2 separate regions of the Homo sapiens genome follow, and region 2 is linked to region 1. A link is an interaction called in ENCODE POLR2A ChIA-PET data of the cell type or tissue named here. Cell type or tissue: PC-9. All regions are shown on one strand. Each heading gives the region's core, and the rest is flanking DNA. Links, peaks and the distances in the headings are about the cores only.

Evidence for each region. Peaks named below come from ENCODE experiments on the same cell type or tissue, not always from the same donor. Only the 100,000 strongest peaks of a DNase experiment are listed, where the experiment ranks them.
Region 2: POLR2A ChIA-PET joins it to region 1 with 6 read pairs; 2 of 35 experiments call an interaction of 5 or more read pairs at or near these places.

Annotation. Positions count from the first base shown.
Region 1 is chr11:10,838,348-10,844,633 of GRCh38, forward strand. No RefSeq gene overlaps it. Among named protein-coding and RNA genes, the nearest start is that of ZBED5, 17 kb to the right of the region's middle. RefSeq lists a silencer at 655-949. In PC-9, for the core only: no CTCF peak of the experiment used is centred there; a DNase peak (open chromatin) is centred at 4,664; H3K27ac peaks cover 1,876 bases.
Region 2 is chr11:11,868,720-11,875,005 of GRCh38, forward strand. The region is part of intron 1 of USP47 (ubiquitin specific peptidase 47); the gene reads left to right. Among named protein-coding and RNA genes, the nearest start is that of USP47, 30 kb to the left of the region's middle. RefSeq lists enhancers at 2,170-2,976, 2,977-3,781. In PC-9, for the core only: no CTCF peak of the experiment used is centred there; a DNase peak (open chromatin) is centred at 2,882.

The DNA.
Region 1 (6,286 bases), core at 636-5,635:
GCTGTTCCATTTTGTGACTCAGGTACTAAGCCAACAGTTATTTTTTCTGCTCATCTCCCTCCTTCCACCTTCCATCCTCAAGTAGGCACCAGTGTCTGTTGTTCCTCTCTGTGTGTCCATGTGTTCTCAACATTTAGCTCTCACCTGTAAGTGGGAACATGCAGTATCTGGTTTTGTTCCTGCATGAGTTTACTAAGAATAATGGCCACCAGCTCCATCCACGTTCCTGCAAAAGACATGATCTCGTTCTTTTTTATGGCCATTTAGTATTCCATGGTGTATATGTACCACATTTTCTTTACCCAGTCTGTCATTGATGGGCATTTAAGTTGATTCCATGTCTTTGCTATTGTGAACAGTGCTGCAATGAACATTTGTGTGTATGTGTCTTTTGTTTCCCAGCAGGGAAGGAATGCTTTGCAAAGTTAGGATGTCGCCCTATAGCAGAGATTAGCAAATTATAGTCTGAGGGCAAATATGCCCTAAATCCTATTTTTGGACAGATTTTAAGAATTTTTTTTTTACACTTTTTAAGGGTTGTAACAGTAACAACAAAAAAGAATACATGACAGATATCAATCATGTGTGGTCTTTAAAGCTTGGAATATTTATTATCTGGTCCTTTACAGAAAAAAGCATGCCAACTCCTGTGCTACAGCAATGTGCTGTGAACCAGCAACCAACATAAAGCGCGGTTTTTCCCTTATCTATATCTGCTGGGAAACCCAGGCTTGAGATAAACACTTCCCACTACGATACCCACTGATGCACTCAAAATGTTTTGCTTTCTATTTTCACAACTTTGAGCTTTGCCTATGTAGAACTCTTTATCTAAGGGAGACATGCTCTAACCCAGAAAATCCAAGAATGGTTCCTCTTAACTGGAAGTTTATTAACCAGCTGCAGATGCTGGCAGTATGAAGATGGAATAGATAATGAAGGAAGGATATTCTAGTTTACGAGACCAGTTGTAGAAATAAAGATGTAGTAGCTACCCATCTACTTTATTCTATTTTGTATGTATCTATATAGGTTAATCATTCCCATTGACTTGTTTTCTCTCCTCATTTATATAAGGTGTATTTGTAATTTAGCTAATGGTATTGTACTTATGTTTATTAATTTTGATAATTATGCTATAATTATATAATACGTTGATATTAGGGGAAGCTATGTGAAGGTATTGGTACTATTTTTGCAACTTTTCTGTAAGTGTAACTTTATTTATTTATTTTTGAGATGGAGTTTTGCTCTGTCTCCCAGGCTGGAGTGCAATGGTGTGATCTCGGCTCACTGCAACCTCTGCCTCCCGGGTTCAAGTGATTCTCCTGCCTCAGCCTCTTGAGTAGCCCGCCACCACACCTGGCTAATTTTTGTATTTTTAGTAGAGATGGGGTTTTGCCATGTTGGCCAGATTGGTCTCAAACTCCTGACCTCAGGTGATCTGCCCGCCTCAGCCTCCCAAAGTGCTAAGATTACAGGCATGAGTCACCACACCCAGCCAGTCTAACTTTATTTCAAAATAAAAAGTTTACGCTGGGCATGGTAGCTCACACCTATAATCCTGGCACTTTGGGAGGCCAAGGTGGGAGGGCTGCTTGAAGCCAGGAGTTCAAGACTGACCAGTCTTGAACACAGTGAGACCCCATCATAGTGAGACCCCATCTCTATTAAATATATATATATATATATATATATAAAGTTTAAAAATGAGCACAATTATGCAAACATAAATATATGATTTAGAAACACATGAAGTGATGAAATTTTTGATGCAATGTGGAATAAAAAATAAGATGCACTAAAATAATGTTTGCTCCTTTTTTAGATGCAAATGACATTAAATAAATCTTATAAATTACACTAAAGTAATGCCAGGAATTTTTCTTTATAACATTTTAAAAATACATATATATTTAAAAATAGAGACAGGGTCTCACTGTGTTGCCCAAGCTAGTCTTAAACTCCTGGGCTCAAGCGATCCTGCTGCCTCAGCTTCCCAAAGTGCTGGGATTACAGGTGTAAACCGCTGCACCCAGACATGGACTTTTCTTCTATCACTTCTTTAATATTTCCTCCGTAAAATTATTTCATGTGTCTCTCTTTGGAACTATGAGTTACTGGAATCCCTGCATTTATTTTACATGTCTCTGAAATCACCCTCCACCATTATCTTTGTTCTTTTGGAGTAACTCTTTAGCTTACTGTTCCAGTTTTGCTAGTTTGCTCTTCATTGAAGAAGTCCATTCACTGTTTAGTCCACCTTTTAATTTTTAAAAATTATATTGTATTTTATTTATTTATTTTTTGGAGACAAGGTCTGGGTCTATGCCCAGGCTGGAGTGCAGTGGCACCATCTCAGCTCACTGCAACATCTGCCTCCTGGGCTGAAGCCATCCTCCCACCTCAGCCTCCTGAGTAGCTGGGACTACAGGCATGCACCACTACCCCCAGCTAATTTTTGTATTTTTTGTAGAGACGAGGTTTCGTCATGTTTCCCAGGCTGGTCTCAAACTCATGAGCTCAAGCAATCCACCCACCTCAGCCTCCCAAATTGTTGGGATTACAGGTGTGAGCCACCACACCTCGCATAATTTTTTAAAATGGTAACAATCTATTTAACTGGTTCTTTTTCATCATTACAATATTCTCTCCTATTCCTCTGGGGATATTCTGTATACAAACTAAATTTAAAAAAAACATGTGAGGTGCTTAGAAGAATGCCTGACACCACACCAGGATGCACTAATTATTAATAATTATCATTTCACAGATCCTCTTCTGTTTACTCTGAAAACTACTTGCTTTTTGTTTGTTGACTGCTGTCATGCTTTCATGGTACTGGTCTTCCTCCGGCATTTGGTTGTTCCTAATTTTGTTCTCATCTTGTTATTTCCTGTTCTCTGTGTATGAGGCCATTTCTGTTTATCATAGTTTGCTCTAGTGATTGTGAGGGGATAAAATGTAATCCTGGACAGGGTATGCCAGTAGCTAACATTCTGAGTGTGAAATGAGGCTTCCTTTCCTGGACACAGTGTAGCCACTGGGGTACTGCCTGGCTTATTGGCCCCAAGTTTCCAAAGTCACTGTGCTAGCTAGGGGCAAATACCATTCTGAGGTACCCTTGGCTTTGAAGAATGAATGAGGGAAGGAGCCAACCCAACCAGAGGTTTCAAATTCCATTCCCCAAAAGTTATCCTTTATAGTTGCTCTAGGACGCTATGCCATCCCCACCCCTGCCTTCTACTCCCCTACTCCATCTATCTCTTTTCTTTAATCTATCACTTCTGAGCCTGAATTATTACACTGCCAATTTGATCCCATCTCCCTTCTTTCAGAGACTTCTCAAAATTCCAAGTCTGCTGGTAATTTGGACTCTGATAATCTTTAATAATCTTGAACAGACTGGGCGTGGTGGCTCAAGTCTATAATCCCAGCATTCTAGGAGGCCGAGGCAGAATTCCTTGAGGCCAGGAATTTGAGACTAGCCTGGGCAAAATAGCAAGACCCTATCTCTACAAAAAGTTGATAATTAGCTGAGCATCGTGATGCACACCTATAGTCCTAGTTACTCAGGGGGCTGAGGTGGGAGGATTACTTGAGGCCAAGAGTTTGAGGTGGCAGTGAGCTATGAAGGCATCACTGCACTCCAGCCTGGAGTGAGATCCTGTCTCTTAAAAAAAAGGGAGGGCTTTAAAAAAAAAAAAACACAGTGCCTTGGCCACCTGATAAATTCAGATTCATGGTTCAAGACTCAAATACAGCATTTATCTCTATGAATTTGTCTTTGACTCATACTTCATCATATTTTTCTCTGAACTTACATAGATCCTTGTATAAATCTTTATTGTTATTTATAAATGTCTGTCCCTGTACCCCATTAAACTGTGAATAAATTAACAAATGAAAAAAATGCTCTCCACAGGTCTATTAGTAATACTAGCATATCCACCAGATTATTTTCCTTAGATGGTCTTGCTGACAGGTAACTTCTACTTTGTGTGTTTTTAAAAATATGAACTAAAACTTGGAATTTATTATCACAGACCAAGAATGAAAAAGATTTAACTGTCCCTATCTATTAAGAAAATTGATTAGGATGAACAATCCTAAAAAACATTAGAATGAAGGTAACTTATTCTATGACACAAAACAAACTTTTTTTTGAGAGAGTCTTGCTCTGTTGCCCAGGCTGGAGTGCAGTGGTGTCATCTCTGCTCACTGCAACCTCTGCCTCCCGGGTTCAAGCAATTCTCCTGCCTCAGCCTCCTGAGTAGCTAGGATTACAGGTGCGCAGCACTGCACCTGGCTAATTTTTGTATTTTTAGTAGAGACAGAGTTTCACCATGGTGGTCAGGCTGGTCTTGAACTCCTGACCTCGTAATCTGCCTGTCTCGGCCTCCCAAAGTGCTGGGATTACAAGCATGTGCCACCGTGCCTGGCCAAACATTTTTAATGCTTTAGAAAAATTCATCTCTAGTCAAGTTTATGCTAACCATAAACATAATATAAAAATTACATACAATTCTATGTATTCACTGAGAGAAGAGCAACAAATGGAAATACTGTGTGCTTTGAAGTCAGACAGATGTAACCTGGAATCTCAGGTTTGTTACTCATTAGCTTTGTAAAACTGGATAAACAACTTGAGCACCCTGATCCTGAGGGAGACGCCTTCTAAAGTGGCTCACTGTGATTTCCGCCTCCTGGTATTCACACTCTTGCATAATACCTTCCCCTTGAATATGGGCTGGACCTAGTGACTTGCTTTTAATGAATAGAACATAACAAAAATGATGGGATGTCACCTCCAAAACTAGGTTACAAAAAATTATGATTTTGGTCTTACTGGTGCTTTCTCACTTGTTCACTTTGATGAAACCTGCTGGAATGTTGTGAGCTGCCCTGTAGAGGTCCATGTGTCAAGGAACTTCCAACAGCCTGCAAAAAACTGAATCCTGCCAACAGGAGTAAGCTTGGAAGTGGATCCTTCACTAGTGGAGTCTTTTTTTTTTTTTTTTGAGACGGAGTCTCGCTCTGTCGCCCAGGCTAGAGTGCAGTGGTGCAATCACGGCTCACTGCAAGCTCCGCCTCCTGGGTTCATGCCATTCTCCTGCCTCAGCCTCCCAAGTAGCTGGGACTACAGGTACCTGCCACCATGCCCGGCTAATTTTTTGTATTTTTAGTAGAGACGGGGTTTCACCGTGTTAGCCAGGATGGTCTCGATCTACTGACCCCGTGATCCTCCCACCTCAGCCTCTCAAAGTGCTGGGATTACAGGCGTGAGCCACCGCGCGCGGCTCTAGTGGAGTCTTGAAATGACTGCAGCTCTTGCTAACACCTTCATCGCAGCCAGTGAGAGACTCTGAAGCTAAGCTCCACCTGATTCCTGACGTATAGCAACTGTGAGGTAATAAATGTTGATGTTTTAAGCCACTATGTTTTGGAGCAATTTGTTAAGCAATAGGTAACTAACACATAGCCTTTGTTTCTTCATCTCTAAAATGGGATTGATAGCTTACCTCACAGAGTTGTTATCATGATTAAATGAAATACATATATAAAGCATCTGGCATCCAATATGTGATCAAAAAGAACAAAACAAAAAAGGTAACTATTATTAACTCAAGTCTACTAAAAATCTCTACCAGGTAATATTGTGTTATAACATTGTTAGTATTAAAATAATGATATTTGATAATGCTATAACATTTTACATAGGGATTTTACATGTATTACATTATTTGATTCTCAGAGCAGGGCTGTAAAACACAGAATAAAATATTATTCCTCTTAAAAGAGAGGAAGAAACTGAGGGTGAGAGAACTTAAGTGACTTGAACAATGGTCCAGACTAGAAAGTGTCAAAGAGTTCAGAGTCAAACCTAGTCCTTTTCCCACCACTAACATATCGATACTAAACACCCATTTAATGAACTATTAGGCATCAGGCATTATTTTAGGCCCTGAGAATACAGAGGTAGATAAGAAAGTCAAGGTTCCTGCCCTCATAGATCTTACATTCCCTGTTCTACTCTATAGAATTGGAAATAACAATTTAAACTTTTCATTAAACATTTCTTTAGTCTGAATTAGCATGTTTTAAAATATTTTATGACTTGGAAATGCTACACTAACTTTGTCCAGATTCCTAAGTCCATTTCACTAGCAGTGATGTAATACAAGGCAGAGGCATGGTTGTATGTTTCAGTGTTTGACTGGCTAAATACCAAGTAAATGCTCCATACATACACCAAACAATTGTTCATTGATTTTCACAATAGAGT
Region 2 (6,286 bases), core at 796-5,795, 1.0 Mb after region 1:
TCCAGAATAGCTGTACCATTTTACAGGAAGGCATGAGAGATTCAATTTCTCTACTTTGCCAGTATTTGATGTTGCTATTTTTTTTTTATTTTAACCATTCTGAAAACGATGTGGTAATATTTCATTTTGGTATTAATTTGCATTTATCTAATGGTTAGTATGTTGTACATCTTTTTATGTGCTTATTTGCATCTGTTTATACGCTTCATTGAAATGTCTTTTCATGATTTTTGTCTATGTGCTAATTGGATTGTTTGCTTTTTTTTGTAGGTTTTTAGAGTTCTTTATATATTCTAGATACTAATCCTTTGTTGATTATGTGGTTTGAAATATTTTCTCCCAGTCTGTAACTTTTAGTCCTTAACGGAATCTTTGCAGAGTAGGCATTTTAAATTTTGATGAAGTCCAGTTTATCAATTTTTCCTTTTATGGATTATGATTTTGGTGTCAAGGCTAAGGACTCTGCCTAGCCTGAGTACTGAGAACATTTTCTCCTATGTGTTTTCCTAAAGGTTTTATAGTTTTATGTTTTCCATTTATGTTTATGATCCACATTTATGTTAATTTTAATATAAGATGGAGAGTTAGGTTGAGAATTTTTTTTTTTTGCTTCTGGATGTCTAAATGAAATATTACAGCATCATTTTTGGAAAGACTATTTTTCTTCCATTGAGTTGCTTTTGTACCTAGTCAAAAATCAGTTGTGCATATTTGTGTAGGTCTCTATTGTGACATTGATCTATTTATCTCTCTACAAATACCACACAGTCTTGATTACTGTTGCTGTATGTTAAATCTTAAAATCAGGTAAACTGAGACCTTTCACTTTATTCCTTTTCAATATCCTTTTAGTTATTCTGATTCCTTTGCCTTTCCCTATAAATTTCAGGATAATCATCAAAATTTTCAAAAAGTCTTGCTGGGATTTTGATAGGATTTGCATCAAACTTTGCTATGGTTTGAATGCTTGCCGTCTTCAAAATTCATGTGGAAATTTAGTTTCTATTATGATAGTATTAAGAGATGTCAAATACCTTTAAGAGGTATTTAGATCATGAGCGCTCTGCCCTCATGAATGGACAGGAGTGGGTTCATTATCGTGGGAGTGGGTTCACCCTCTCTTTCACCCTCTTTTTGCTCTTGCACCATGTGATGCCTTCTGTCATGTTATGATGTAGCAGGAAAGCCCTTGCCAGATGCTGGCATCTTGATATTGGATTTCCTAGTCTCCAGAACCTTGAGCCAAAACAATTTCTGTGCTGGTAATTGGGGTATTTAGATCATTTATATTTGATGTAATAATTAATATATTAGAGCTTAAGTGTGACATTTTGTTTTTTTGTTTTCTGTTTCTTTTTTTTTTCCCCTCTGTTATCTTTTACTTGTTTTCCTGTGGGTTATTTGAACATTTGTCTATTTTGATTAATTTATAGTATTTTTATTGTTTCCTTTTATATAGCTTTCTTGGTGGCTTCTCTAGGTGTGACATAATGTAAACCAACTTATCACAGTCTACAGGTGTTATTTTACTAGTTCAAGTGAAATGTAGAAACCTTATTTCCCTTCATGTATTTTTACCCTACCCTGTTTATAATTGTGTTAAATATTTTCTTGACTTGTAACCACATCAGACAATATTTTAGTTTTTACCTCAACTGTCAAGTCTTTAATAAAAACTCAAGAGAAGGAAAATGTATTATATTTAGCTATATTTTTGCTGTCTGTATTCTTTTTTCCTGATGTTCTAAGGTTTCTTTGATGATTTCTCTTTTGTTTAAAGAACTGTCTTTAGCTATTCCTTCCTGTAGGGTAGTTCCACTGGATGCAAATTCTTTGAGTTTTCCTTCATCTGAGAATGTCTTGAATTCCACTTGATTATTAAAGCAATTCCTGGGTCGTTCTTGAAGGGCATTTCTGCTGGTTATTGGATTCTGGTTTGACGGTTATTTTTTGTAAGCACCTGAAAAATACTGTGCCACTTCCTTCTGGCCTCCGTGGTTTCTGGTAAGAAAATTATCCCGCTTTTCTGTTCTTTCTCTTTTGATTCTTTTTCCTCTCTTTGTTTTAATTTTAATAGTTTCTTGTGCTGTGTCTTAAGCATTCATTCATTCATCTACATCAGTGCTTACATTTGTTAATCCCATCCATGTTATTTATTATCTTAGATACTTATTTTTTTTCTCTTCATATGGGTCATAGTTTCCTGCTTCTTTGCATGTTTGTTTATTTCCAGTGGGATGCCAAACATTGAGAATTTTACCTTGGTGGGTCCTGGATGTTTTTTATTCCTGTAGATATTCTTGAGTTTTGTTCTTAGATGCAGATGGTTTATTTGTAAACAGTTTGATCCTTTTGAGTTTTGCTTTTAAGCTTCCTAAGGTTGGACCAGAGTAGTCTTTAGATTAGGTCTAATTTGGTCCCAGTACTAAGACAGTACCCTTTTGAGTACCCTTATCTGATGCCCTGTGCATTATGAGATTTTAAAAATTCTGGTTGGTGGGCAGCTGGGTGCAGTGGCGCACGCATGTAATCTCAGCGCTTTGGGAGGCCGAGGCGGATAGGTCATGAGGTCAAGAGATGGAGACCATCCTGGCCAACATGGTGAAACCCCGTCTCTACTAAAAAATGCAAAAATTAGCTGGGCATGGTGGTGCATGCCTGTAGTCCCAGCTACTCGGGAGGCTGAGGCAGGAGAATTGCTTGAACCCAGGAGGCAGAGCTTGCAGTGAGCTGAGATCGTGCCACTGCACTCCAGCCTGGCAACAGAGCGAAACTCCCTCTCAAAAAAAAAAAAAAAAAAAAAAAAAAAAAAAAAAAAAGAATTCTGGTTGGTGGGAACCTAAGTGAGCTCCAGGGATTCTTTTCCTGTGGTTCTTTCCCTTGCCTCAGGCACTCTCTTTACACACATATGCTGATGAGAAATCAGCCAAACACTCTAGGGGGATGCACTGTAGGTCCCTTGGAGCTTGCTGTTTGCACAGAGTGTCCAGCTTTCTTCTGCCCTGTATCCTGCCCTGCGAGTTGTAGCTCTTTCCACCCCTTGAACTCCCAACTCCTTTAACTCAGGGAGATTGCTGGACTCCACCTGCACTCTCCCTCCCTGCACTGCAGCCTAGAAGGTGGCTTACCTTTTTTGTTTCTGCTTTCACAGGGATCATTACCTGTGTTGCCTCTTGTTCAGTGTTTGAAAATCATTGTTTCATACATTGGGAGATAAGGAGCACCAACAGGATTGGAATGTTAGATAAGATGAGAGAAGGACTTGATTGAGAAATGAACTATTCTGATTATCTTTTGCTATATAACAATCTGCCCCCAGATCTAGTGACTTTTCTCGTAGATGTGCAGTTTGGGTAAGGTTAGGCTGAAACAGCTTGTTTCTGCTCTGCTAGGCATCAGCTGGGGGCAGCAGAAAGGCTAGGGGCTGGAATCGTCTGAAAGCTTCCTCACTCAACATGTAGGTGGTTGATGCTGGTTGTCTGCTGAGATCTCATTTGGGATGTGGCTGGAACATCTACACATAGTTTTTCCAGTGGCTGCTTGGCTTCCTTCCTCACAGCATGGAGGCTGGGTTCTAACAGTAAGGAGCTGAGGGCCAGGAGGAAGTTATTACACCTTTTCTAACCCAGCCTTGAAAATCATGCTGTGTATTACAGGGAGTCACTAAGTCTGGTCTATATTAAAGGGGACTGGAATTAGCCTCCTACTTTTGCTGGAGGCAAGTTAGACTCCTACTTTACGTAGGGAAGCAAGTCAAAGAATTTGTGGATATGTTTTAAAGCCCCACAGCAGTGATACTTGAGCAAAGGAGGTGAGGACATCCAGGGAAAAATATTCCAGGTACATGGTACAGATACATAAAGACCCTGAAGGATGATGGATGCCTGATAGTTTAGATTTGCTTATAGATTAGTTACCACTGCACAGCATCACCTCCTTGAGAGCAGGGTGAACAGTGTTGGGAGAACAGTGTTGAAAGATAGTTGCAGTTCAACAATTTTTTTGTGAAAGGCACCATGTATTAAAAATTCTAAAAATGCGTACATATACTTTGATCTAGTAATTCTTTCTTTGAGAAATTATCTTAAGGAAAAATTATACAAACAAGCAATGCTGTAGTGAATGTTTGGAGGGGCTTAAATGCCCATTAATAGCAGATTAGTTAAATTATGGTTTGTCTATATAATGGAACACTGCAGTTTTTAAACTGAATGTTTTGGCATACAAAAACAATGAGTATTGAGGGACAAGAAGTAGATTTCAAATACTGGTATATGAAATTGTCCTATTTGGTTAAAAGTACTCTCTCTGTATAATAAATATTATATGTGCATAGACTGGAGAAGATGAGATGAGAGCAATGGTGGCTATTTTAGAGTTGCTTTTCAGAAAACTGTATGTTGCTATTATAACAGAAATATATTTCTATTGTAAAAGTAAAAGCGCCTTTCAAGAGAATATGTTGATTTCTTTTTATTAACTGAAGAAGGGAGAATAAGACAAAATATGTACAGAAAAAGTGTAGAGTGATGTAAAATCAAGATTTTTCAAGAGATTATCTCTTGATTATAGGTTACTTTTATTTCCTTTTATATGTTTTTGTATTAATTGTAATTTAATTGTTAAACTCATAAGAAGGAGATATATATTAAAATAGTTGTGAGGGATATTGTTAAGCAGCCTTGTTTTAAGAGTAGCTGTCGTGAAAAATTCAAATTTTTAGAGACTAGCAAAATCAAGAGATCTCTTGGTTTCCTTTAGTGCAGAGAACTGCAGAATTTCTTTACTGGACACAAAATATTATGTGACTTACAACATTTGATTTACACACAATTCTTAAGCTATCATTCTTTATTAAAATGGCTATTTCCATATTTATCTTATTCTTTATCACCTCTTTATCATAGATTTTTAGTAACTTTGCACATTCATGAATAAAATTCTAGATGATGTACTAATACTTTAATTAATACATATTTTATTGCAAAAATGTTTTTAGGTTAATTGTTCTCATTTCACTGTCTTTTCCCTTTATTTTATATAAATAATTTGTAATTCATTTTGTTCTTATATACCATAGGATGTGTTTTGGAGATGCAGACAAAATATCTTTGATGAAATGAAGAAGAAATTTTTACAGGTAGACTGCTGATGTAATTGCTTTAATGTGATAATCAGCAGAGCAAGTAACAGCATGTTAGTATTTTTATTTAATATCAAGGCATGTCTTAAGTTTTATGCTTGTTTGGCTATTTTATTTCTACCCAATTTTAATAATAAAAAAGTCACCTTAAATGAATTTGTATCTGATAGTACCTTGTTTTTAACTAGTGAATGAGGGAGAAAAAACTGATAGAAAAACTAAAGAACCCTTTGTTATGATGTTGGGTATGATAGTTGCCTATTTTTCCAGATATATTTATTTTCTGAAATATTAATAATTTAGGAAATTAAATCATTTAAAAATTTACAAAGTCAAAATCCAGAAATCCTATTACTATTGATTTCCTCAGAGCCTGTGTGCACTACAGACTTAAACTTCCATGTGATGTAGCATTCTGGTCTAACCTTTACTTAATACTTGATTTTCCTTCAGTCCCTTTGCTCTGTTTTTTCCCCAGAGTTGCTCCTTTAATCTCTCTTATCCTTCCCAAGTGTGGCAACAGACCACTTAGAAAAAGATCATGTAGATAACATCAGAGTTGGCTGCAGTTTTGAGGTGGGATGAAGGGAGTATCTTAAAAATAAAGTCTCTTTTTTTAATGTAAGTTAGGACCTTCATTAATAGCCTTAGAAATGTTACTTGTTAAAATAAAAATGAAGAGTCTAAATGAAGCTGATACTTTTTTTTTTTTTTGAGACGGAGTTTTGCTCTTATTGCCTAGGCTGGAGTGCAATGGTGTGACCTCGGCTGACTGCAACCTCTGCCTCCTGGGTTCAAGCAATTCTCCTGCCTCAGCCTCCGGAGTAGCTGGGATTACAGGCATGCACCACCATGCTGGCTAATTTTTTTATTTTTCGTAGAGACAAGGTTTTGCCATGTTGGCCAGGCTGATCTTGAACTCCTGACTTCAGGTGATCCACTCACCTTGGCCTCCCAAAGTGCTGGGTTTACAGGTGTGAGCCACCGTGCCTGGCAGCTGATACGTTTTATAAATTTCAACCAACAAAAATATTCATACTATCAATTCTGTTTTAAAATCTGTGGCAATACATTAATCTTGAACTGTGGATACCCAGATGGGAATGCTCTAAGGCCTAATTACTTAGCTTGTGGCAGCTCCTG